3 separate regions of the Homo sapiens genome follow, and all the other regions are linked to region 2. Evidence: chromatin loops called from intact Hi-C (ENCODE). Cell type or tissue: B cell. All regions are shown on one strand.

Region 1 (8,000 bases), 68 kb before region 2:
TTTGTTCACCACGATGAGAATCATTCATCTCCTAGTGCAGAGAACATCAATGAAGCCTCTTCTCTGCTTAGTGCCACGTGTAACACGTTCATCACAACGCTTGAGGAATGTGTGAAGATAGCCAATGCCAGGTTTAAACCTGAGATGTTTCAACGGCACCATCCGGATCCCTTAGTTTCTCCTGTGTCACCTTCTCCTGTTCAAATGAGGAAGCGTTCTGTCAGCCACCCTGGTTCTTGCACCAGGGAGGAGTAGCCACTGTATAAAAGAACCAGTATCTGCACTTCACCGACTCTCCCAGCGACGCCGAAGAACCTACTCAGATACAGATTCTTGTAGTGATATTCCTCTTGAAGACCCAGATAGACCTGTTCACTGTTCATAAAATACACTTAACGGAGATTTGGCATCAGCAACCATTCCTGAAGAAAGCAGACTTATGGCCAAAAAACAATCTGAATCAGAAGATACTCTTCCATCCTTCTCTTCCTGAAGAAACTGTAGTGTCCAACTTTCTCTAAGTATTGCTATGCAAAAGCTGCTGTAATTGAACTATTGTTATAGGGAGTAGTTTTTTCCCTTAGGACTCTGCACTTTATAGAATATTGTAAAACAGACAAACAAGAAAACAAACCACATACTTTTGAAGCGTGTTTTATCTTTATATAGTTTGTTTGCAAGAGTATTTTCCTAATAACTTCACAGTATGAATGTGCATCTTTTTTTTTTTTTTTTAACAAATGATGGTGTAACATTTTGACATCCATAAGGACAAATGTAGATATTTTTCTAAAAAACCGTGAGGGGACTGACAGCTTGGTCAGGGTGTATTGTAGCTTATAAACATGAAATCTTACAAGGTTTCAGTTTGACAGAAGTGTGATATATGTAACTTGTGCCATGGACCAAATGGTCACTTTACCACAGCTAAAAATGAGTTATGATAGCAGCTTGATGGTGATTGCATTGTATTCCTTTAATCAAAAAGGAAACGCAATATTCTAAGTATCTTTAGCCCAAATACCATGACATATTGAGCATCTTTAAATAACCAGACTGTATTGTCCTTCATATGTGAAGTTGACACTACTGATTTGTCAATACCAAATTTTGGGTTAAAGTGTTTAATTTTTATTTATTTATTTTCTTGTTGCCTCAAAAGATGATTGCATTCTAACTTTTGTGACCTACCAAATTTAAGATGTGTATACATTGTTCTTTACGTTGTTCTAGAAAAGAGATTTTAATGCTGTAGTGACTTAGCTCACTTACATCAGAGAAATAAACAACTTTCAATGGAAAAAAATATATATAAAGGAAGGAAGAGGATGATATTACTTCTCATATAGAAGGGGTTGTACACCCCCCTTGTGATATTGTTCCTAATATTCAGGGAGGGAGAGGATTATATTACTCCCAATATAGCAGGGAGTGTACACCCCCCCCCCCCGTGATAATGTTCCTAATATTCAGGGAAGCAGAGGATGATATTACTTTCAATATCACAGGGGTTGTGCTGTCCCCCTGTTATATTGTTCTTAATATTCAGGGGGGAGAGGATATTATTATGCCCGATATCACAGGAGAAGTACACCCCACAAGTGATATTGTTCCTAATATCCAGGGGTAAAGAGGATGATATCGCAGGTGGTGTACACCCCTCCCCGTGATATTGTTTCTAATATAAAGAAGGAGAGAGCATGATATTACTCCCAATATCGCTGGAGGTCTACACCCCCCTTGTGATACTGTTCCTAATATCCAGGAAGGGAAACAATGATATTGCTGTGAATATTCCAGGGGGTGTACACCCCTTTGTAATATTGTTCCTCATATCCAGGGGGTAGAGAGGATGATATTACTCCCAATATCGCAGGGGGTGCACGGCCCCACTGTGATATTGTTTTTCATATCCAGGAGGGGAGAGGATGACATTACTCTCAATATGGCAGGGGGCGAACACCCCCTGTGATATTGTGCTAGTTAGGTTGGGAGAAAATGATATTACTCCCAATATCGCAGGGGGTGTACACCGCTCCTGTGATATTGTTCCTAATATCCATGACGGGAGAGGATATTACTCCCAATATCGCAGGGGGTGTACCTCTCCCCTGTGGGATTGTTCACAGTATCCAAAAGGGAAGAGGATGATGTTACTCCCAATATCACAGGGGGTGTACACCACCATTGTGATATTGTTCCTAATAGCCAGGGAAGAAAACGATGATATTATTGTGAATATTACAGGGGGTGTACACACCCCCTGTGATATGGTTTTTAATATACAGGTTGGAAAAGGATGATATTACTCCCAATATCACAAAAGGTGTACACACCCCCCCATGATATTGTTCTTAATACTTCGGTGGGGAGAAAATGATATTAGTCTCCATATCACAGGGGTGTGAACTCCTCCGGTGATATTGTTTTTAATATCAAGAGGGGAGGAGATGATATTGCTTTCAATATCGCTGGGGGTGTACACCCCTCCTGTGATATTGTTCCTTATATCCAGGCGAGGGGAAAATAATATTACTCCCAATATGGCAGGGGGTGTACACACCCCATGTGGTATTGTTCCTAATACTCAGGGGGAAAGAAGATAATATTACTTTCAATATCACAGGGTTTGTACACCTTTCCTGTGGTATAGTTTTCAATATCCAGGGGGAAGGTACATGATATTACTCCCATTGCAGCAAGGGGTGTACACACCTCCTGTGATATTGTTCCTAATATCCAGAAGTGGTGAGGATGATATTACTCCCAGGGGGTGTACACCCCACCTATGATATTGTTTCTAATATCCAGGGGAAAAGAGTGTGATATTATGCCCAATATCGCAGAGGGTGTACACTTATCCTGGGATATTGTTTCTAGTATTTGGGGAGGGAGGAGAGGATGCTATTATTCTCAATATCGCAGAAATTGTACACCCCCGCTGTGATATTCTTCATAATAATCAGGGAAAAAGAGGATGATATTACTACCAATATTGCAGGGGGTTACACTTCCCCTTTGGTAGTGTTCCTAATATCCAGGAAGAAAGAGGATGATATTAATCCCATTTTCCAGGAAGTGTACACCCACCGTGTCATGTTGTTCCTAATATCCAGCAGGGAAGAGGATGATATTACTCCCAATATCGGAGAGGGTGTACACTTCCCCTGTTATATTGTTTCTAATACCCAGGGGGAAGAAGGATGACATTACTGCCAATATCACAGGGTGTGTACCCCACCCTGCTATTGTTCCTAATATTCAAAAGGAAAGATGAAAATATTACTCCCAATATCTCAGGGTGTGTACACCTCTCCTGTGATATCGTTCCTAATATCCACAGGAAGAGAGAATATTACTCTCAATATTGCAGGGGGGTGTACACCCCCCTGTGATATTGTTCCAAATATTCGGGCGGGGAGAGGATGATATTAGTCCCAATATCGCAGGGGGTGTGCACCAACCTGTGATATTGTTCCTAATATCCATGCGGGGGAGGACGATATCACTCTCAATGTCGCAGGAAGTGTACACCTCTCTTGTTATATTTTTCTTAATATCCAGGAGGGAAAAGATGATATTACTGCCAATATCGCAGGGTGTGTCCACCCCCCTTTTATATTGTTCCTAATATCCAATGGAAAAGAGGATGACATTGCTCTCCATATCCCAGAAGGTGTACAACGCCCCTGTAATATTGTTCCTAATATTTTGGGGGAAGAGAGGATGATATAACTTATAATATCACAGGAGGTGTACACCACCCCTATGTATTGTTCCTAATATCCTTTAAGGGAGAGGATGATATTACTCCCAATATCTCAGGTGGTGCCTATTCCCCCTGTGATATTGTTTTTAATATCCAGGGGAAGAGAGTATGATATTACGCCCAATATCGCAGGGGGCATACACCCTCTCTGAGATATTGTTCATAATATATAGAGGGAGAGAGGATGATATTACTTCCAATATCAGAGGTGGGGTACACCCCCCGGTTATATTATTCTTGATATCCAGGAGGGGAGAGGTTGATATTACTGGATATATAGCAGGGAGTGTTCACATCTTCTGTGATACTGTTCCTAATATCCAGAAAAGTAGAGGATGATATTACTCCCAATATCGCAGAACGTGTACACCTCCCTGTGATATTGATCCTAACATTCAAAGGGGAGAGGATGATATTACTCAAAACATCACAGGGCATGTACACTCCCCTGTGATATTGTTCCTAGTATCCAGAAGGGAGCAAGATAATATTACTTTCAATATCGCAGGGGGTGTACACCCCTCTTTGGTATGTTTCCTAATATCCAGAAGGAAAGAGGGTGCTATTACTTTCCATATTGCAAGGGGTGTACACCCCCCTGTGGTATGGTTCATAATATCCAGGGAGGGAAAGGGTGCTATTATTCCCCATATCGCGAGGCATGTACACCCTGCTGCGGTACGGTTCCTAATATCCAGGGGGAAAGAGGATGCTATTACTTCCCATATCGCGGGGTGTGTACACCCCCGTGTGGTATGTTTTGTAATCTCCGGGAACGAAGAGGGTGTTATTACCCCTCATATCGCTGGAAATGTACACTCCCCTGTGGTACGGTTCACAATATCCAGGGGATTGAGGGTGCTATTACTCCCCATATCGCGGGGGGAGTGCACCTCCCTGTGGTATGGTTCGAAATATCCAGGGTAAGAGAGGGTGCTATTATTCCCCATTTTGCAGGAGGCGTACACCCCTCTATGGTATGTTTTGTAATATCCCAGGTAAGGGGTGCTATTGAGAGAAGAGAGCAAAAGACCCCCCCCATATTGTTCTGTATTATTTTATACTCAGTACCTGTTTTAAGAAGAAACAAGGAAGCGAAACCAAAGGCAGGCAGCCCGGCGCCAGGCACCAGATCCAAAACCAGACCCGAAACCAGGCCTGGGCCTTCCTGACCTTAGCCTGAAAGTTAAAATTCAACCCATGACCTAGCAACTGATGTTATCCATAGATTCCAGACATTGTATGGAAGGACATTGTGAAATTTCTTGTTCTGTTCTGTTTCACTCTGAGTACTGGTGCATGCAGCCCTTGTCACATACCCACTAGATTGCTCAATCAATCATGGCCCTTTCATGTAAAAACCTTAGTGTTGTGAGCCCTTAAAAAGGACAGAAATTGTGCACTCAACAAGCTTGGATTTTGATACTCTAGTCTGCTGATGCTTCCAGCTGATTAAAAGCCACTTCCTTCACTACCTCGGTGTCTGTGGGATTTTGTCCGCGGCTCCTCCTGCTACACTGTGACTCCCCTTATAGAGAGGGGTGTACACCCCCCTTTGGTTCCTAATATCCAGCGGGGGAGTAGGTGCTATTACTCCCCATATTGCGGGGAGTGTACACCCCCTTGTAGTACGGATCGTAAAATCAAGGAGGGAGAGAAGGTGTAATTATCCCCATATCACAGGGAGTGTACACCTCTTTGTGGTATAGTTTGTAATATCCACGACGGGAGAGAATGCTATTACTCCCCATATCGTGGAGGGTGTACACCGCCCTGTAGTATGGTTCGTAATATCCGGAAGGGGAGAGGTTGCTATTACTCCCCATATGGTGGGAAGTGTACACCCCCATATGATATGGTTCATAATATCCAGGGGGGTAGAGGATGATATTACTCACAATATCGTAGAAGGTGCACACCCTTTTGTGATATTGTCCATAAAATCCAGAAGGGGAGAGGATGATATTACTTCCAATATCACAGGGGGTGTGTAGCCCCATATGATATTGTTTGTAATATCAAGGTAGGGAGAGGATGCTATTCCTTACAATAGCTCAAGGGGTGTAACCTTCTTGTGATATTGTTTGTAATATCCAGAAGGGGAGAAGATAATTTTTTTATTTTAAAAGTAAACTTTAATGTCAAAAATGCAAACTTGAGAAGGGCAGAAAGATCAAACAGAAGGCTGCCACTTCACAATTGGAGGGTTGCACAGTGGCCGGGCAGAGGCGCTCCTCACTCCCCAGACGGTGAGGCAGCCGGGCAGAGGTGCTCCTCACTTCCGAGATGTTGCAGGAGCCGGGCAGAGGTGCTCCTCACTTCCCAGAACAGGGGGCTGCCGGGCAGAGGTGCTCCTCACTGCCCAGACGGTTTGCAGGCCTGGCAGAGGCACTCCTCACTTCCCAAACGGAGCAGCGGCAAGCCAGAGGCGCTCCACACTTCCCAGATGGTGGGGCAGCCGGGCAGAGGCGATCCTCACTTCTCAGAGGGTAGGGCGGCCCAGCAGAGGCGCTCCTCACTTCCCACATGGTGGGGCGGCAGGCTAGAGGCGATCCTCACTTCCCAGACGGTGGTGTGGCCATGCAGAGGTGCTCCTCACTTCCCAGATGGTGTGGCCGCCGAGCTGAGGCACTCCTCACTTCCCTGACAGTGGGGCGGCTGGGCAGAGGCGCTCCTCACTTCCCAGACACTTGGACTCCGGGCAGAGACTCTCCTCATTTCCCAGATGGTGGGGCTGCCGGGCAGAGGCGCTCCTCACTTCCCAGACGGTTCAGAGGCCGGGCAGAGGCGCTCTGGGGAGAGGATAATGTTACTCCCAATATCGCAGGGGGTGCACACTCCCTGTGATATTGTTCCGAATATCCAGAGGGGGAAAGGATGATATAGCTCCCAAAATCGTGGGGAGTGTACACCCCCCTGTGATCTTGTTTGTAATACCAAGAAGAAAAGAGAATGCTATTATTTCCAATATAGCAGGGGGAGTACAACCCCCTGTGATATTGTTCGTAATATCTAGGGGGAGAGAAAATTATATTAGTCTTAATATCTCAGGGGACGTTCATCCCCCTGTAATATTGTTGGTAATATTCAGAATGGAGAAGATGATATTGTTCTTAAAATACAGGAAAAAAATATGATAATATTACTTCCAATATCGAAGGGGGTGTACACTCTCCTGTGATATTGTTCCCAATATCCGGAATGAAAGAGGATGCTATTACTCCCAATATCCCAGGGAGTGTACACCCCTTTGCCATATTGTTCATAATATCCAGGGGAAGACAGGATAACATTACTCCCAATATCACCGGGGGTGTCCACCCACTAGTGATATTTATTGTTCATCATATCCAGAAAAGGAGAGGATGATATTACTCCCAATATTGCAGGTGGTGTACGGTCCCTGTGATATTCTTTGAAATATCTAGAAAAGGAGAGGATGATATCACTCCGAGTATCACAGGGGGTGTACACCCCCCTGTGATATTGTTCGTAATATCCAGGGGAGAAAAGGATGATATAATTGCCAATATTTCAGGGGATGTGCACCTCCCTGTGATATTGTTTGTAATATCCAGGGGTGGAGAGGATGATATTACTCAAAATAACGTAAACATCCTGTGTGTACATCCCCTGTGATATTGTTTATAATATCCAGGGGGGTAGAAGATGACATTACCCCCAATATCACAGAGTGTACACACCCCTGGGATACTGTTCATAATATCCAGGCGGGAAAGAATGAACTACTTCCAATATCGCAGGATATGTACACCCCCCTGTGATATATTTCCTAATATTTATGTGGGTAAGGATATTACCCCCAATATCACAGAAGGTGTACATCCTCTTTGTGATATTATTCCTAACATCCAGGAAAGGAGAGAATGATATTACTCCCAGTATCGCAGGGGGTGTACACCACCCCTGTGATATTGTTGCTAATATCCAGGGGGAGAGGATAATATTACTCCCAAAATCACAGGGGACGTACACTCCTCCTGAGATATTGTTCCTAATATTCATGGAGAAAAGAATGCTACTACTCCAAATACAGCAGAGGGTGTACACCATCCCCGTGATATTGTTTTTTATATCCAAAGGGTGAAAGGCTGATATTACTCCCAATATCGCAGGGGGTGTACAGGCCCCCCATGATATCATTCTTAATATCCAGGGAGGCAAAGAATGATGTTACTCCCAATATTGCAGGCTGTATACACCCCCCGTG
Region 2 (8,000 bases):
TGGCCCAATGCACCTCTTGAATCACCTCCTCATGCTTTGCTTTTAGAGAACATGATCCCCAACATGTGATTCCAGCAAAGATTCTAGAAAGCCAACCGTGACAATCACTTCTGGGTTTAGATGACCCCCCCCCACCACAAGATGGCAGTGAGCACCTCATCACAGAGGTGCTGATGGTCTGCAGCACCGCGCCAGGCCAGAACGTGCCTTTTACAGAAGAAAATAACCCAGTAGCTGACTAGGATGGTGAGGAGGGCTGGTGAGCACTGCGGTAGTGAGAGGGACACTAGCATCACTGAGATGCAAGTGATGGTCATTTTTCATAGGTCAAAGCTCAAAGCAGGGGACAGTTACAGGGCAGGGCTTCATAGCACCAGTGTGATGAAAGTATCTGGGAGTGGCTAAGGCCAGCACTATGCCATGGGAAGCAAGGTGGGCCTGAGGAGGAGGCAGCAGCGTCAGCCTGCAACAAGTGGGGGCTGCCCTGCAGAGACCTAAGAGTCATGTTATAGAGCACAGTGTCTGTAAGGCCAAGAAGTGTGGACAGCCAAGTGTGTCAATTACTAGACATACTCAAGAGGAGCAGGAAGGGCAGGGCATGGTGGCTCATGCCTGTAATCCCAGCTACTTGGGAGACTGAGGAAGGAGAATCGCTTGAACCCGGGAGGTGAAAATTGCAATGAGCCGAGATTTCGCCACTGCACTCCAGCCTGTGTGATGGGAGCGGGACTCCATCTCAAAACAAAAAAAGAAAAAGGAAAAAGAAAAAAAGAAAAACCTAGGTATACTTCTCAAGCAAATAAAAATAATCAAAACCAATATCATGCCCGGGCACAAATTTCATATATATAACAGATTTAAATATATGAGGGTGATTATCCTCTCATATCTCCATTTTTTTTTGTTTTTCCATTTTTTTCTTTACTAAAAAAAGTTAATGCCAATGACACACAATTTTTTTTTTTTTTTTTTTTTTTGAGATGGAGTCTCACTTCTTCGCCCTGGCTGGAGTGCAATGGCGTGATCTCGACTCACTGCAAAGTCTGCCTCCTGGGTTCAAGCAATTCTCCTGCCTCAGCCTCCCAAGTAGCTGGGACCACAGGAGTGAGCCACCACACCCAGCTAATTTTTGTATTTTTAATAGAGACGGGGTTTCACCATATTGGCCAGGCTGGTCTCAAACTCCTGATCTCAAATAATCTGCCCGCCTCGGCCTCCCAAGATTCTGGGATTATAGGCGTTGAGCCACTGCGCCCCGCCTATGTATGATTTTTTTTTTAATTTTATTTTCATAAGTTTTTGGGGAACAGGTGGTATTTTGTTACATGAGTAATTTCTTTAGTTGTGATTTGTGAGATTTTGGTTCACCCATCAACTGAGAAGTATACACTGAACCCAATTTGTGGTCTTTTATCCCTCACCCCCTTCCCACCCTTTCCCCCGGAGTCCCTGAAGTCCATTGTATCATTCTTATGCCTTTGCATCTTCATAGCTTAGCTCTTGAACCCTTACTTTCTGTTTGAGGGAGAAGACATATCATCTACAAGTAGATACTGTGTAAACATTCCATTGCATGACTATCCCATAACTTATTTATTATTTGTGTTTGGTTATTTGCTGCTATGTAACAACCCCACTCCCAACTAAATGGTGTGACAATTCCATGATTCTGTGGATCAAAAATTCTGAAAAGTCAAACCCAAGGAGTTTTGTCTCTGCTCCATGATGCTAAAGCCTCCGCAGGGGTGAGGCGAATGGCTCAGGGTGACTGAAAAGCTCAGGGTTGGAACAGCTGGGGATGAGGCCTCTATGTATAAGATGATTCTTCACTCACAGGTCTGAAACTATGGTGGGGACAGCCAGAAGGCTCGGCTCAGCTGGGACAGTCACCTGAGCCCTACACATGACCTCTCCAACATGGTGATCCTGAAGCAGTTGGGTTTCTTACACAGCATCACACTTTTCTTTTTTTTTTTTTTTTTTGAGATGAAATATTGCTCTATCACCCAGGCTGGAGTGCAGTGGCACGATCTCAGCTCACTGCAGCCTCCGCCTACCAGGTTCAAGCGATTCTCCTGCTCCAGCCTCCCAAGTTGCTGGGATTGCAGGCGCCTGCCACCAAGCCCAGCTAATTTTTGTATTTTTAGTAGAGACGGGGTTTCACCTTGTTGGCCAGGCTAGTCTTGACCTCTTGACCTCAGGCGATCCGCCTGCCTCGGCCTCCCAAAGTGCTGGGATTACAGGCATGAGCCACCGCGCCCGGCCAAAGCTCACACTTCTTATGATTCAGCCTTAGATGTCACATCAGTTCATTTTCCCCACACTTATTAGTGTTAGAAGTCACAAGCCCACCCATACTCAGGGGACTGGCACACAGACCCCACTCTCAATGGAAGGGGTGGGACACCACCATTCCTGCTGATGGGCATTTGGGTAACTTCCTGTTTGAAGCTATTAAGATTGGGCTGCTGTGGCCGGGCGCAGTGGCTCACGCCTCTAATCCCAGCACTTTGGGAGGCCGAGGCGGGCGGATCACGAAGTCAGGAGATCGAGACCATCCTGGCTAACACGGTGAAACCCCGTCTTTACTAAAAATACCAAAAAAAAAAAAAATTAGCTGGGCATGGTAGCGGGCGCCTGTAGTCCCAGCTACTCGGGAGGCTGAGGCAGGAGAACGGCGTGAACCCGGGAGGCGGAGCTTGCAGTGAGCCGAGATTGTGCCACTGCACTCCAGCCTAGGCGACAGAGCAAGACTCCGTCTCCAAAAAAAAAAAAAAAGATTGGGCTGCTGTGACTATTCTAGTAGGTGTCTTTGGTGAGCGCCTACACGTGTTTCTCTTTTTCTCTTTAGTATATGCCCAGGAGGGGAACTGCTGGCTCCCAGATACCGTATGTTCAGGGTCACACACACTTCCACAGGGTTTTCCAAAGCCCTTGTACCAGCACGCACTCCCAGCACCTGTGTGACTGCTCCAGCTGTCCCACAGTCTCATCAGTTCTATTGCTGATATTTTCATTTTAGCTTAAGTTATATTTAATAGGAAAATTACCGTTGCCTCTGCCCCCCGTTCCTGCCTGTAGGAGTTTCTCGTAGCTGTTGCTACAGGTGGCCACAAATCTGTCACTTAAACCCACACAAATTGATGTCCTTATGGCTTTGGAGTCAGAAGTGTCAACTGAAGGTACTAGCAGGGCTGTACTGACCTGGTGGCCTCAGGGAGCATCTGTGCTGCTTCTCCACCTTCTAGAGGCTGCTGCATCCCTCGCTCCAGCCCCTTCCTGACACCACTCACCCTCCTACTTCTGTTATCACATCCTCACCTTCTCTGTGTTCAGGGCTCCCTCTGTCTCTCTCTTGCAAGCACACTTGGGATTCCATTGAGGGCCACCCACATAACCCAGGAGAATTTCTCCACCTCAATATCCTTAACAACTGCAGAGCCCTTTTGCCATAAAAGTTACCATTCACGGGTTCCAGGGATTGTGACATGGGTAGCTTTAGGAGTGATTATTCCTGCCTGTCTCCCGCTCACCAGAACTTGGACTTTCTCTCTCAACAGGAGCCCCCTGTGTGGGAATAGCCTGTCTCAACGACGCCCTCTATAAGGACCTGCTTCCTCAAAGGACCTCATAGTCGGGTCCTGCCCCTCAGTGTCCAGTCTGCCTTGGCTGGAGGGGCTGCAGGGGTGTGTTGGCGCCACCTGGTGGAGACAGGGCATCACAGCAGGTGGGAGCCCAGTAGAAGCACAACCAAAACATGGGTAATGTTTAAAATTTTCTGGCTAAGCGCTGTGGCTCACGCCTGTAATTCCAGCACTTTGGGAGGCCGAGGTGGGTGGATCACATGAGGACGGGAGTTTGAGACCAGCCTGGCCAACATGGTGAAACATCCCCTCTACTAAAAAATACAGAAAAATTAGCTGGACATGTGGCGCGCTCCTGTAATCCCAGCTACTCGAGAGGCTGAGACACGAGAATCGCTTCAACCCCGGAGGGGTTGCCGAGATCGCGCCACTGCACTCCAGGCTGGGCGATAGAGCGAGACTCTGTCTCAAAAAAAAAAAAAGAAGAGGGGAGGCGAGGGGAGGGGAGGGGAAAAGGGGGAATTTGTTTGGAGCTGAGACATCCATCTTCTCCTGACCTCAGATATTTGCACTCCTGGTTATGAAGCCTTCACACTTGGACTGAATACACCACCAGCTTTCCCGATTTCCAGCGTGCAAATGGCAGATCGTGAGACTTCTCAGCTTCCATAATTACATGAGCCAATTTATATATATAAATTGGGTCCTCCAGAAAAACAGAATAAATTATATATATAATTATACGCATAACTTAATTAAATTATACGTATAACTTAGCTATATATATAATTTATTCTGTTTTTCTGAAGAACCCTACTGACACAAATGTTGAGCATCTTTTCATGTGCTTATTGGCTTAATAACTTGTACATCTTCTTTGGGGAAATGTCTATTCAAGTTCTTTGCCCATTTTGTAACTGAACTATTAATATTTGTCTTTACATTGTTGAGTTGTAAAAGTTCCTTATATATTCTAGATACTAGAGCCTTATCAGATATATTTCTGCAACTATTTTCTCCTAATATATAGGTTGTGTTTTTATTTTCTTTTTCTTTTTTTTTTTATTGAGACAGTCTCACTCTGTCACCCAGGCTGGAGTGCAGTGGCATGATCTTGGCTCACTGCAGACTCGACCTGCCAGGCTCAAGCAATTCTCCCACTTCAGCCTCCTGAGTAGCTGAGGTTATAGGCACTTGCCATCGCACCCAGCTAATTTTTGTATTTTTTAGTAGAGCCGAGGTTTCGCCATGTTGCCTAGGTTGGTCTTGAACTCCCTGCCTCAAAGCGATCTGTCAGCCTCAGTCTCCCTAAGTGCTGGAAGTACAGGTGTGAGCCACAGTGCCCGGCCATCTATTTTCAATAGTGTTTTTTGATGTACACAGGTTTGGAATTTTGATAATGTTCAATTCATCCATTTTTTTTTTTTTTTTTTTGGTTCTTTCTACTGGACCACCACTCTTGAGCCCTCTAATCCAACCTCCACGCGGCAGCCAGAGGGAGCTCTCTAAATGTAATTACTCTTTCCCTGCTCCACCTGCTCAAAACAGTGTCACATTTGTGATTTAAAACAGTATTTCTCAAACCTAATTTGCAAACAAAGCAGGTGGAACTCTTCTTGTATGCACAGCATCTGATTTGGTTGGTCTGGCATGGGTCTGGGAGTGAGCACACCTACCAAGCGGCTGCTGGGGTAACTTGCGTTTTCCACTGATGATTTCAGCAATGTTTCCGGTCCCACATGCTCCTCCAGAACCTTGTACTCCCCCATGAAAAGGTGGAGTCCATTTCCCCTTCCTTTATTTATTTTTTTGAGACGAAGTTTCACTCTTGTTGCCCAGGCTGGAGCGCAATGGCGTGATCTCAGCTCACCGCAACCTCCGCCTCCTGGGTTCAAGCAATGCTTCTACCTCAGCCTCCCGAGTAGCTGGGATTACAGGTATGTGCCACCACGCCCAGCTAATTTTGTATTTTTAGTAGAGACGGGGTTTCTCCATGTCGGCCAGGCTGGTCTCAAACTCCCGACCTCAGGTGATCCGCCCGCCTCAGCCTCCCAAAGTGCTGGGATTACAGGCGGGAGCCACCGCGCCCGGCTATTTCCCCTTCCTTTGAACCTGATCAGGACTTGACGATGGCATCAACATGGTGAGAGTGACCCTGCATGGCTTATGAGGCTGGGTTACACAAGGCGATGTTGCTTCTGACTGGCTCCCTCTCAGGATACATGCCCTTGGAACCCATCCTCTAAGCTCCTTGGGAGCCCAACTTAGCCCATGTGGAGACAAGACAGGGAGAGAAACAGAGGCACCCCCAGCCCTCAGCCAGCATCAACCGCCAGACAGGAGAGCAAATGCGCCAACAATGATTCCAGCTGAAGCCTCAGACAGCGTGGAGCAGAGATGAGGGATCCCTGCAGATTGCAGATGCGTGAGCAAAATGCATGCTGTCACTGTTTTGAAACAACAATGTCTGGGGGCTGTTTGTTATGCAGCAATAGACAGCTGTAACAATGCTGTTACTGCTGTATTCCATGAATGACTGCACTTTGAGTAGCAGGGGGCTAGATCACTAGATAAGCCCCATGGCTTCTGTGTATGCTATTTTTCTACTTTTATATCCTTTTCATTCACTTTTTTTTTTTTTTTTTTTGAGACAGAGTCTCACTCTGTTGCCCAGGTGGGAGTGCAGTGGTGCAATCTTGGCGGACTGCAACCTCCACTTCCCGGGTTCAAGCAATTATTGTGCCTCAGCCTCCTGAGTAGCTGCGACTATAGATGCACCCCCATGCCTGGCTAGTTTCCGTATTTTTAGTAGAGACGGGGTTTTGCCATGTTGGCCAGGCTGATCTCAGACTCCTGACCTCAGGTGATCCACCCACCTTGGCCTCCCAAAGTGCTGGGATTACAGGCGTGAACCACTGCACCCAGCCTCATTCACTTTCTTTACTTGGCTCATTTTTCCTTGTTGCCTCAATTCTCCTCTAAGATCACTTTCCTGACATTTCAGCCTGGGCCTGTTGCCTTCTCTGGGTCCCCTCCGCCTCCTGTGCCTCCCCCATCTCAGCCTTGATCCCTCAGATTATACTTCCTCTGTCCCCACCCTGACCATCTTGGCTGTCCCTGGATAGGGATGGGTATCTTCTCCCACTGGTCTGGGAGATCTGGAAGGACAGGCCTGGAAAAGACTTGGTCACTGCTGGAAGGAGCTCAGTTAGTGTGGTGCTGAGGACAGTACGGGTGAGGCTGGCCCCTTCACCCAAACTCCCACTCTCTTCCATAGATTTCACCTCTGTGGCCCAGGCCATAGGATTAGGGCAACTCCCCTTAAACATCGAGTCCATCCTCCAAGCTGTCCTTTTTTTTTTTTTTTTTTTTTTTTTTGAGACAGAGTCTCGCTCTGTTGCCCAGGCTGGAGTGCAGTGGCGCGATCTCGGCTCACTGCAAGCTCCACCTCCAGGGTTCACTCCATTCTCCTGCCTCAGCCTCCCGAGTAGCTGGGACTACAGGAGCCTGCCACCACACCCGGCTAATTTTTTGTATTTTTAGTTGAGACGGGGTTTCACCGTGTTAGTCAGGATGGTCTCGATCTCCTGACCTCGTGATCCGCCCGCCTCGGCCTCCCAAAGTGCTGGGATTACAGGCGTGAGCCATCGCGCCCGGCCTCATGCTGTTCTTGAATAGTGAGCACCTGTTACAAGTCGCCCCACCAGCCTCTCACTTGTACCCCCCTCATCTCTTTCTCCCCAAGAGACAGAGGACCCTGGCACTTGTGAAGCATGACCCAGACCCTGGGGCCATGGCATCCAACATCCTCATTCCCCATGACCCCTACTGTCTAGATGTAGCTGCCAAGAGACCCCCAGACTCCCCGGGCCTCTGTCTAGAGTGCCAAGACAGAGAGAGAATGCCCTGCCGCTTGCATGCTTTGTGGGGTGTCCTTCCCCCTTCCCTGGCTGCTAGGCGTGACTTCAACGTTCTCCCCAACCCCCAAACAGCAGCACTGACACCAGCTGCAGACCTGGCTCAGGTTAGCTAATGAGGACCAGGCTGGGGATGGAGCCTGAACCCCTAAACCCCAGTCCTGTACCCCACCCTAATCCTGGGGTCTCCACTGGACAAAACGAAGCAGCTTGGTTTTTCGTTGTTATTGTTTTTGAGATAGAGTATCTCTCTGTCTCCCAGGTTGGAGTGCAGTGGCGTGATCTCAGCTCACTGCAGCCTCCGCCTCCCGGGTTCAAGTGATTCTTGTGCCGCAGCCTCCCCAGTAGCTGGGATTACAGGCGCGTGCCACCACACCCAGCTAATTTTTGTATTTTTAGTAGAGACAGGGTTTCACCATGTTGGCCAGGCTGGTCTGAAACTCCTGACCTCAAGTGATTTCCCAGCCTCGGCCTCCCAAAGTGGAAGCGGCTTATTTTT
Region 3 (8,000 bases), 150 kb before region 2:
TTTCAGTTCCTTAGACCACGCTGTGAGAAGCAAGGCTTATTGGGACCCCCATCCCTTAACAGGATGACCTGTGCTCCCCATAAGTGACCTCTGCTGTGTCTAGGGATTGGCTCTGTCAGCACCTCACAGAGAGTCCCTGGGACCCCCAAACTCAGTGTTATTTTCTCTATGACACAGAAACCCCTCTGGGTATGCAAGGTTTTCCTCATGTTTTCTAATGTCTGGGAAGGTTGGATTTACTCCCAGCAGGGAGGTCACAGAGATGTCCAGGGAGTGGGGTCCTAGAAATGGACAAATCTAGAGCTAAAGCCCAGGTCTACGATTTTCAGTTGTTTTTTTCTGCAGTGCTATGTGACCCTAATTTCCTAGGAGTAACTAAAATGCAAACCTCAGACATTTGTAGACATTTTATGATTTTTCTCTACAGCTTGTACCACTGTTATTATTATTTGCTTTATGCTTTTTCCTAAATAAATTTACTTTACAAAACATCCTTGTCCTAGTAGGGTGCAGGGGCTCACGTCTGTGATCTCAGCTGCTTGAGAGGTTGAGGTGGGTGGATTGCTTGAGGACGGGAATTTGAGACAAAACATCTTTGTCCTATGCAATATTATCCATAAAATTACAGGTTTGAGATATGCTTAAATTTTCTTCTAACATGTATTAAAATAAACATATAACTTTTAATCATCATATTAAATTGTATTTAATATAAATTTATATACAATACATTTTTATATAATAAATTATATATATAAATGTATATATAATAGTTTTTCTTTTTTGAGATGGAGTCTGGCTCTGTCTCCCAGGCTGGAGTGCAGTGGCACGATCTCAGCTCACTGCAGCCTCCGCCTTCTGGGTTCAAACGATTCTCCTACCTCAGCCTCCCGAGTAGCTGGGATTACAGGCGCCTGCCGCCACGCCCAGCTAATTTTTGTACTTTTTTAGTAGAGATGGGGTTTCGCCATGTTGGCCAGGCTGGTCTCAAACACCTGACTTCAGGTGATATGCTGCCTCGGCCTCCCAAAGTGCTGGGATTACAGGCATGAGCCACCATGCCTGGCCTATATATTTTATATAATTATATAAAGTTTTCTATAATAAATTTTATATAATAATATATAAAATGGATATTTATTTAAGATAAAGTTATTAGTTTTATATATTTACATATATTTAGGAATAAATGTGTTACTGTGGGAGCCCAGTGCCCAGGCAGGTAGTCAGTACATGATGGTTGTCATTAGGGTTAATACTTTGGAATTCTGGATTTTTTCCCAAGAGAGTGTCTACGCTGGAATATTGGGCTTGTGGCTTTCTGCTGATGTGCATGTGTGAAGAAGCTACTTCCACTTATTAGGACTTGTGTATCTGTCTCGCAGTTTCACTACCTATTTTCTCGTGATGTTGGTCAAGTCGCCTAACTTTTCTGTGCCTCATTTACCTAATTTGTAGAATATGGGTAACAGTACACAAGTGTGAGTGTGTATTTCCCAGGACTGACCACTAGAGGGCGTGAAGGCACCGGCACTTACTATTACAGCAATGGGTGTAGTAGTGCTCGTGGTCGTAAACATCATTCTCCCATGAAAGGAACCAGGGCTTCCTGGGAGAAATAACTGATTCCAGGGCTGGGGCCGGAAAGCACAAGCGGAGCCTGGAGCATCTCGTGAGGCCAGAAAGTAAGGAGCCGGCTGAAAAATAATGGAGATCTGTCGAAAGGTCACAGATGCCAACCAGAAGGAGCTTTGAATGACCAATTTTGAGACAAAATGAGCACTATAAGAAATAATGATAGTAATAAATTCCAACCCATAAATACCCATGAGTTCCTACTAATATAAATAAATAATTGAATACATAAATATATAAGGATGAAGAAACAGCTTTTTCTTACAGCAGGATTCCAATTAATGAATGTAGAAGGAATGATCAAATAGAAAATCACTATTTGGCTAACAGCACAGTCAATTGTTTGTAGGCAAGAATTATCAATGGACTTTAAATATGAATGGGTAAAAGTATGATGATGCTACAACTAGTGAGTACCAAGGGGGAAAAAAAAGTATGTTGAGAAGAAACAGGCTACTTCCATATTCCCAAAGTATCACTTCAGGAGATACTTATTGATTATAATGGGACAAATAGTAACTTACAGTAGAGAAACCTGGCAACAGAGTCTCTCCGAGGTACAAAGGCTCTCTTCAGGAAGGAGGTAAGGGGAAGGAAGAAGAAAACACTGTCCTGCCTCAATTATTTGCTTTCCCCATTCTCAAGTGTACTTCATAGACATTCAAAGATATGTGTTGATAGTGTCCACGATCCACATGGCTCTATTATAGTCATTTATTCACACATACATTCAGTGAGGCTTTGAGTGCCTAATGTGTGCCTGATATTTGCTAGATGGTGGATGCTGAGAAGATCAGGTGTGCTGCTGTCTCTAGGGTGACTGAATCCACCTGCCCCACTTTACAGATGTGGAAATTAAAGTGAAAAGGATTTATAGGATTAGTTCACTGTCACAAGGTCACTAGCCTTAAAGTTACAGGAGTAAAGCAAGTTTCCTGACTTGCTAGATTTTCTGCTGCAGGTGCTGACAATGGTGAGCTCCAATAGGAGAGAGGACACTCAGAGTGAAGTGGGAGCCCTGAACACCCTGGATTAGCCAAGAGGACATGCCGGGTCCAGCTGTGACCGCACAAAGGACCATTGGGGATATTTGTATTCTCTTTTTCACTTAGAGCTTGAAATGAGGAAAACTAAGTGCAGAAAACCAAGAGTGGAAGATTTTTCACAAAGCACTGGTAACATGCATCAGAAAACCCTGTGCTGATGTCTGTCACGGTGTTTCTCACTGAACGGTAATAGTCTGGCTTTGAGTGTGTTCCCTCTACAGCCTGGAGTTCTGCGAGGCAGGGACCAGGTGTGATTCATCTTTGTCTCTCCAGTGACAGTACACAGCAGGCTCTGATAAATATTTCTTACAAAATAAAATGGAATAAAAAGTAGACATCTGCACAGGTGTGGGATGACTGAGCAGCAGCAGAAGCAGGAAAAGTCAGCGTCCCCAGATCAGCTGATGTGGTGTTCGGATTCTAGATAGGGGTGAGGTGCCAGGATGGGGATGGGGGTCCTGTGGCTCTGCTGCCCTGGGGGACACCCCTAGGTTTCACAGTGCCTGCTGTGGTTGCTGCACTTTGCTTCCCCATGGGAAAGTGATCAGAGGGTGTGGGGCTTCAGGTGACCCCATGTGGGAAATGGCCAAGGGAAGGTGGGGTGGGCGGCACATGGTTTTTTTTAACCAATATTTGAAGGTAGGTTGTATGAAAAGGTGTTAGGCTTATTTCAGCTTATGGGGAGTAGGACAGGGATTGGTGAGTGTGTATCAGGTATATTTTGGCTCAGGATGGAAAAGAACTGTCACAGTAACATAAGGTCTTTTGGGAAATTACATGTTTACTGGCAGAGTTCAGGCCAGGGCTGGGTGTCTGAAAATACCTGTCAGGGTCACTTTTATGGTTACAAGGGCAGAGCTTGGCTTGGAACCAGGTTTCTTACTAATACCACATATTAAGTATTATAAAAACTGTCCTTTGCAATAGGACATTGCTCTATGATGCAGGTTGAGGTCCCTCTGTTTAAGTAATTGTGGGTGGCTGTGATTCTCTCATCTAGTCTGCGACTTGGACTTCACCTCCATCTGCAGTCCCTCTCCTTTGCTGTTGACACTGGTCAGAGTTAAGCGCATTTACTGACGATGGTCACAGGGTGGCAGCACTGCCTCTCTGGTATTTTCTAAAACCTCTTCCTGGAACTGAGCCAGTCTAAGAGGATGTCATGACTAAGAAAAGGGCACTAATGAGGTGAACAGATAATTTTTTTTTTCTTGTTTCTCCTGTGAAGTAACAGAGTGGAGGTGAGCATGGAATAATTGCCTTTTAGAAATGGAAGACAATGGAGAGAAGTGTTTCGCAAACCTTAATGTGTTCACAGATCCCACACAGATCTTTTTATTCAATACAGATTCTGATTTTTCTGGTGAGGCCTGAGATTGTGCATGTCTAAGGAGCTTTTGGATGATGCCATTGCTGCTGGTTGGCGGACCACACTTTGAGTAGCAAGGCTCGAAGATCATTTAGAGGTTAATTCTCACTGCATCTAATTTATGGATGAAAACAAACCAAGGTCCAGAGAGAGCATATACAGCTTGCCTAACAAAGCCATTCCCTAAGTGCCTGACTTCTTGCATTTAAACCCAGGGCTTCAGCCTTTGTCCAGTTCTCACTCCACACATCACACGGTTTGTTCACTGTTGTGAACGACAGTTGTGGCAGCATCTCTTTAGTTTAGGAATCCAGAGCCCCAATTTCACTACCCTCTTTGGTCTTGGCTCATGCTGTGACTTCGAATAGTTTTGCCCTTACTTAAAATCTTCAGTGGCTCTTTTGTAATCACAAGATCAAGTTCGAATATCTCTGTCTAGTGTTCATGGCTTTATAACATATGGTATCTCTTTAGTAACCTTACCTAACTTCCCTGTTTTAAAATTGTCTCTTGCTGCCATAGCCCTCCTTGCTCCTTCCTGCTCCCTAACAAACTGTGTTCACTTCTCTCTCAGTGGTAGTGATGATGGCATGGCCTCTGATGTTAGACTCATGTAACTTCTAATCCCAGATCCACCACCAACATTGGCAAGTTGATTCATCTTTCTGAGGATAAGCATCCTCCTCTGAAATAAACTTAGATGGCGGTTGAGAGGGGTAAATAAAATAACACACAAACCCACTCTCATCCCTGAGACCCTCTTCAAAACTAGCATATAAAAATAGCTATTTGAAGAGGTTCAGTGAAATTCAAGGTAACACAGAGAAGGAATTCAGAATCCTATCAGATAAATTTAATAGACTGAAATAATTTTTAAAAATCAGGCAGAAATTCTGTAGCTGAAAAATTCAATTGACAAACCGAAGAATGCACTAAATCTTTCAACAGCAGAATTGATCAAGCAGAAGAAAGAATTTGTGAGCTTGAAGAGATAATATATGAAAACTCAGAGTCAGAGAGACAAAAGAAAAAAGAATTAAAAGAATAATGCATGCCTACAAGGTTTGATTATTAAGCTACTCAAAGAGATACAAGAGAAGGGTGAAAACCAACATAAAGAAATGTAAAAAACAATCAGAATATAAATGAAAAATTTTCTAAAATGCTAGCTAGTTTTTTTTTGAGACAGGCTCTTACTCTCATCACCCATGCTGGAGTGAAGTGGCACAGTCATGGCTCACTGCAGCCTCAACTTCCTGGGCTCAGATGATTCTCCCACATTAGCCTTCCAAGTAGCTAGGACTAAAGGCGTGTGCCACCAGGCCAGGCTAATTTTTTGTATTTTTAGTAGAGATGGGGTTTTGCCATCTTACCCAGGGCTGGTCTTGAACTCCTGGGCTCAAGTGATCCAGGAGATTCACTGCCAAAAAGGATATAACCAAGTCATATAGTCATAGGTTATCTAAAGTCAATGTGAAGGCAAGAATTCTAAGAGCAGTGAGACAAAAGCATCAATTAACTTATAAAGGAAAACCTATCAGTCTAACACCAGATTTCTCATCAGAAACCTTACAAACCAGAAGGTATTGGGGTCCTAATCTTTTGGCTTCTTAAACAGAATAGCTCTCAGCCAAGAATCTTGTGTAGAGTGAAATTATATTTCAAAATGAAAGAGAGAAATACAGTCTTTTTCAGGCAAGCAAATGCTTCAGGATTTGTCACGGCTAGACCATCCTACATGGAATGTTAAAGGGACTTCTAAATCACAAAACAAAAGATTTAAATAGAACAGAATAGAACCTCTTGAAACCAAAAAATTCAAATGGCCTATAAAACAATAACACAATAAGAAAACAAAGTAGATAACGATCAACATGATGACTGGAACAAATATTAACATTGAATGTAAATGACCTAACACTCCACTTAAAAGACACAGATTGGCAAGATAAATAAAAAATCACAAACCAAATATCAGCTGTCTTCAAGAGACTCACTTAACATGTAAGGATTCTTATAGACTCAAGGTAAAGAGATGATAAAAGATATTCCATGCAAATGGAAACCATAAGTGAGAAGGAATAGCTATCCTTATATCATATAAAACAGACTTTAAGCAACAACAGTAAGAAAAAGACAAATAAGGCAACTATATAATGATAAAAGGATCAATCAAACAAGAAGATATTACAATCCTAAATATATATGCACCTAACTTTGGAGCTCCCACATTCATAAAACGGTTATGATGAGACCTAAGAAAAAAGATCAACACAAAACAGTGAGGGTGTCCTGGGTTTTCTTTTTATTGGACAGCAGTGTACTAGCCTATCACTTTCCCAGTCAGGGGATTTTTGGTCTCCCCATTCCCCTACCATGGGTTCATGCCAAAGTCCATATTTTTTATTAGTGTTTGGAATTGGATTTTTTTTTTTTGAGGTGGAGTCTCGCTCTGTTGCCCAGGCTGGAGTGTAGTGGCACGATCTCGGCTCACTAACCTCTGCCTCCTGGGTTCAAGCAATTCTTCTGCCTCAGCCTCCTGAGTACCTGGGACTACAGGTGCATGCCACCACACCCAGCTAATTTTTGTATTTTTAGTAGAAACGGGATTTCACCATATTGTCCAGGCTTGTATAGAACTCCTGACCTCATGTGACAGGGAAACAGGCACTCAGTGAACTTCATGCGATTGAGGAGTTAATGATAATGAGAGAAGGGCTGTGAGGGGACAGCACTGGGGACACCAGAGCCTGTGACGGGCTGAGTTGCTGTGCCTTGGGAGATGCCCTTTTGACTGAGCCCTGGGAAGGAGGGGGTGTGGGGGCAGGAGCTGCCTGCAGAGGGAGTGGCCTCAGGTGGGCGGCCACCTGGCTGCAGGGAAGAGGTGACAGAGTTCGTGTGCAGAGCTTGGAGGGTGAGGAGGAGGTGGGTTGAGGTGACCTTGGTGAGGGTGAACCATGGGGGGCTGTGGGCCCTGCTGAGGGAGGCCAGCCATCCCTGGACCTACAGGGTGGTTTGGTCTTTTTTGTCCCATTCCCAGCATCCACTGAGTGGTGAAACTCTGCAGGCCAGGGACCATCCCACTGGCCAGAAGGAGCGCACAGTAGGTGCCCACTCAGTGCATGTTGGGCTGGACAGAACCTCACTCTGCCCCCTGCCCCCAGCTTTGGGAGCTGCAGCAAGGTCCCTCCCCCTAGGGATCTCCATGCCTCTGTCTCTGAGGGGTGAGATGGGGAGACTTCAAAGGGCCATCTCAGAGTGTGGGGGATAGAGACGCAGAAGTGTGGGGGATAGAGGGAGGCCTGGGCTCTAGACCCAAAGGACCTTACACACCTCCTGAGTCTTTTCAAATGGTTTCTTCTGTTACTTTAAAAATGATGTAAGTCATCATATTTATTGTAAATCCCAGGAATCTAATCATGCGTAAAATAAGGTGTCTTATCCTTGACCCCACCCCTTCCCCAATTAAATTTCCAGGATGTTACCACTGTTTGCAGTTGGTGTGAATCTCTCTTTAATAATACTCTGTTTATCTCACTTGTCGTTTTACGCCAAAATACCCATTGAATTATATTATTGCTGAAGACCATTCTTTTTTTTTTTTTTTTTTTTGAGATGGATTCTTGCTCTGTTGCCCAGGCTGGAGTGCAATGGTGTGATCTCGGCTCACTGCAACCTCTGCCTCCTGGGTTCAAGTGATTCTCCTGCCTCAGCCTCCTGAGTTTCTGGGATTACAGGTGCACACCACCACACCTGGCTAATTTTTGTATTTTTAGTAAAGACAGGGTTTCACCATGTTGGTCAGGCTGGTCTCGAACTCCTGACCTCATGATCCACCCTCCTTGGCCTCCCAAAATGCTGGGATTACAGGCATGAGCCACCACACCTGCCCAGACCATTCTGTTCTACTGAATCATGTGTGGTGGGCACCTCTTATATCAATACATATG

Evidence for each region. Hi-C counts contacts between places; a loop is a spot of excess contacts. Peaks named below come from ENCODE experiments on the same cell type or tissue, not always from the same donor. Only the 100,000 strongest peaks of a DNase experiment are listed, where the experiment ranks them.
Region 1: a loop joins it to region 2, with 7 times the contacts of the local background. A loop is called at or near these places in 11 of 110 quality-filtered maps.
Region 3: it touches region 2 in a loop (16-fold over the local background); 17 of 110 quality-filtered maps call a loop at or near these places.

Annotation. Positions count from the first base shown.
Region 1 is chr19:41,513,537-41,521,536 of GRCh38, reverse strand. It overlaps the pseudogene PLEKHA3P1. Among named protein-coding and RNA genes, the nearest start is that of PCAT19, 17 kb to the right of the region's middle. In B cell, a CTCF peak has its summit at 4,486; DNase peaks (open chromatin) are centred at 6, 4,606 and 4,886; H3K4me3 peaks cover 1,407 bases; H3K27ac peaks cover 1,205 bases.
Region 2 is chr19:41,445,236-41,453,235 of GRCh38, reverse strand. LOC107985329 (a long non-coding RNA gene) reads left to right here and starts at 3,644. Exons shown (of 2, transcript XR_001753941.2): 1 at 3,644-3,727; 2 at 4,147-4,301. RefSeq lists an enhancer at 3,968-4,027. In B cell, CTCF peaks have their summits at 3,491 and 3,693 (motif pointing left); a DNase peak (open chromatin) is centred at 3,695; H3K4me3 peaks cover 669 bases.
Region 3 is chr19:41,591,269-41,599,268 of GRCh38, reverse strand. No RefSeq gene overlaps it. Among named protein-coding and RNA genes, the nearest start is that of CEACAM21, 19 kb to the right of the region's middle. In B cell, CTCF peaks have their summits at 1,295, 1,498 (motif pointing right), 3,583 and 3,783 (motif pointing right); DNase peaks (open chromatin) are centred at 1,488 and 3,778; H3K27me3 peaks cover 523 bases.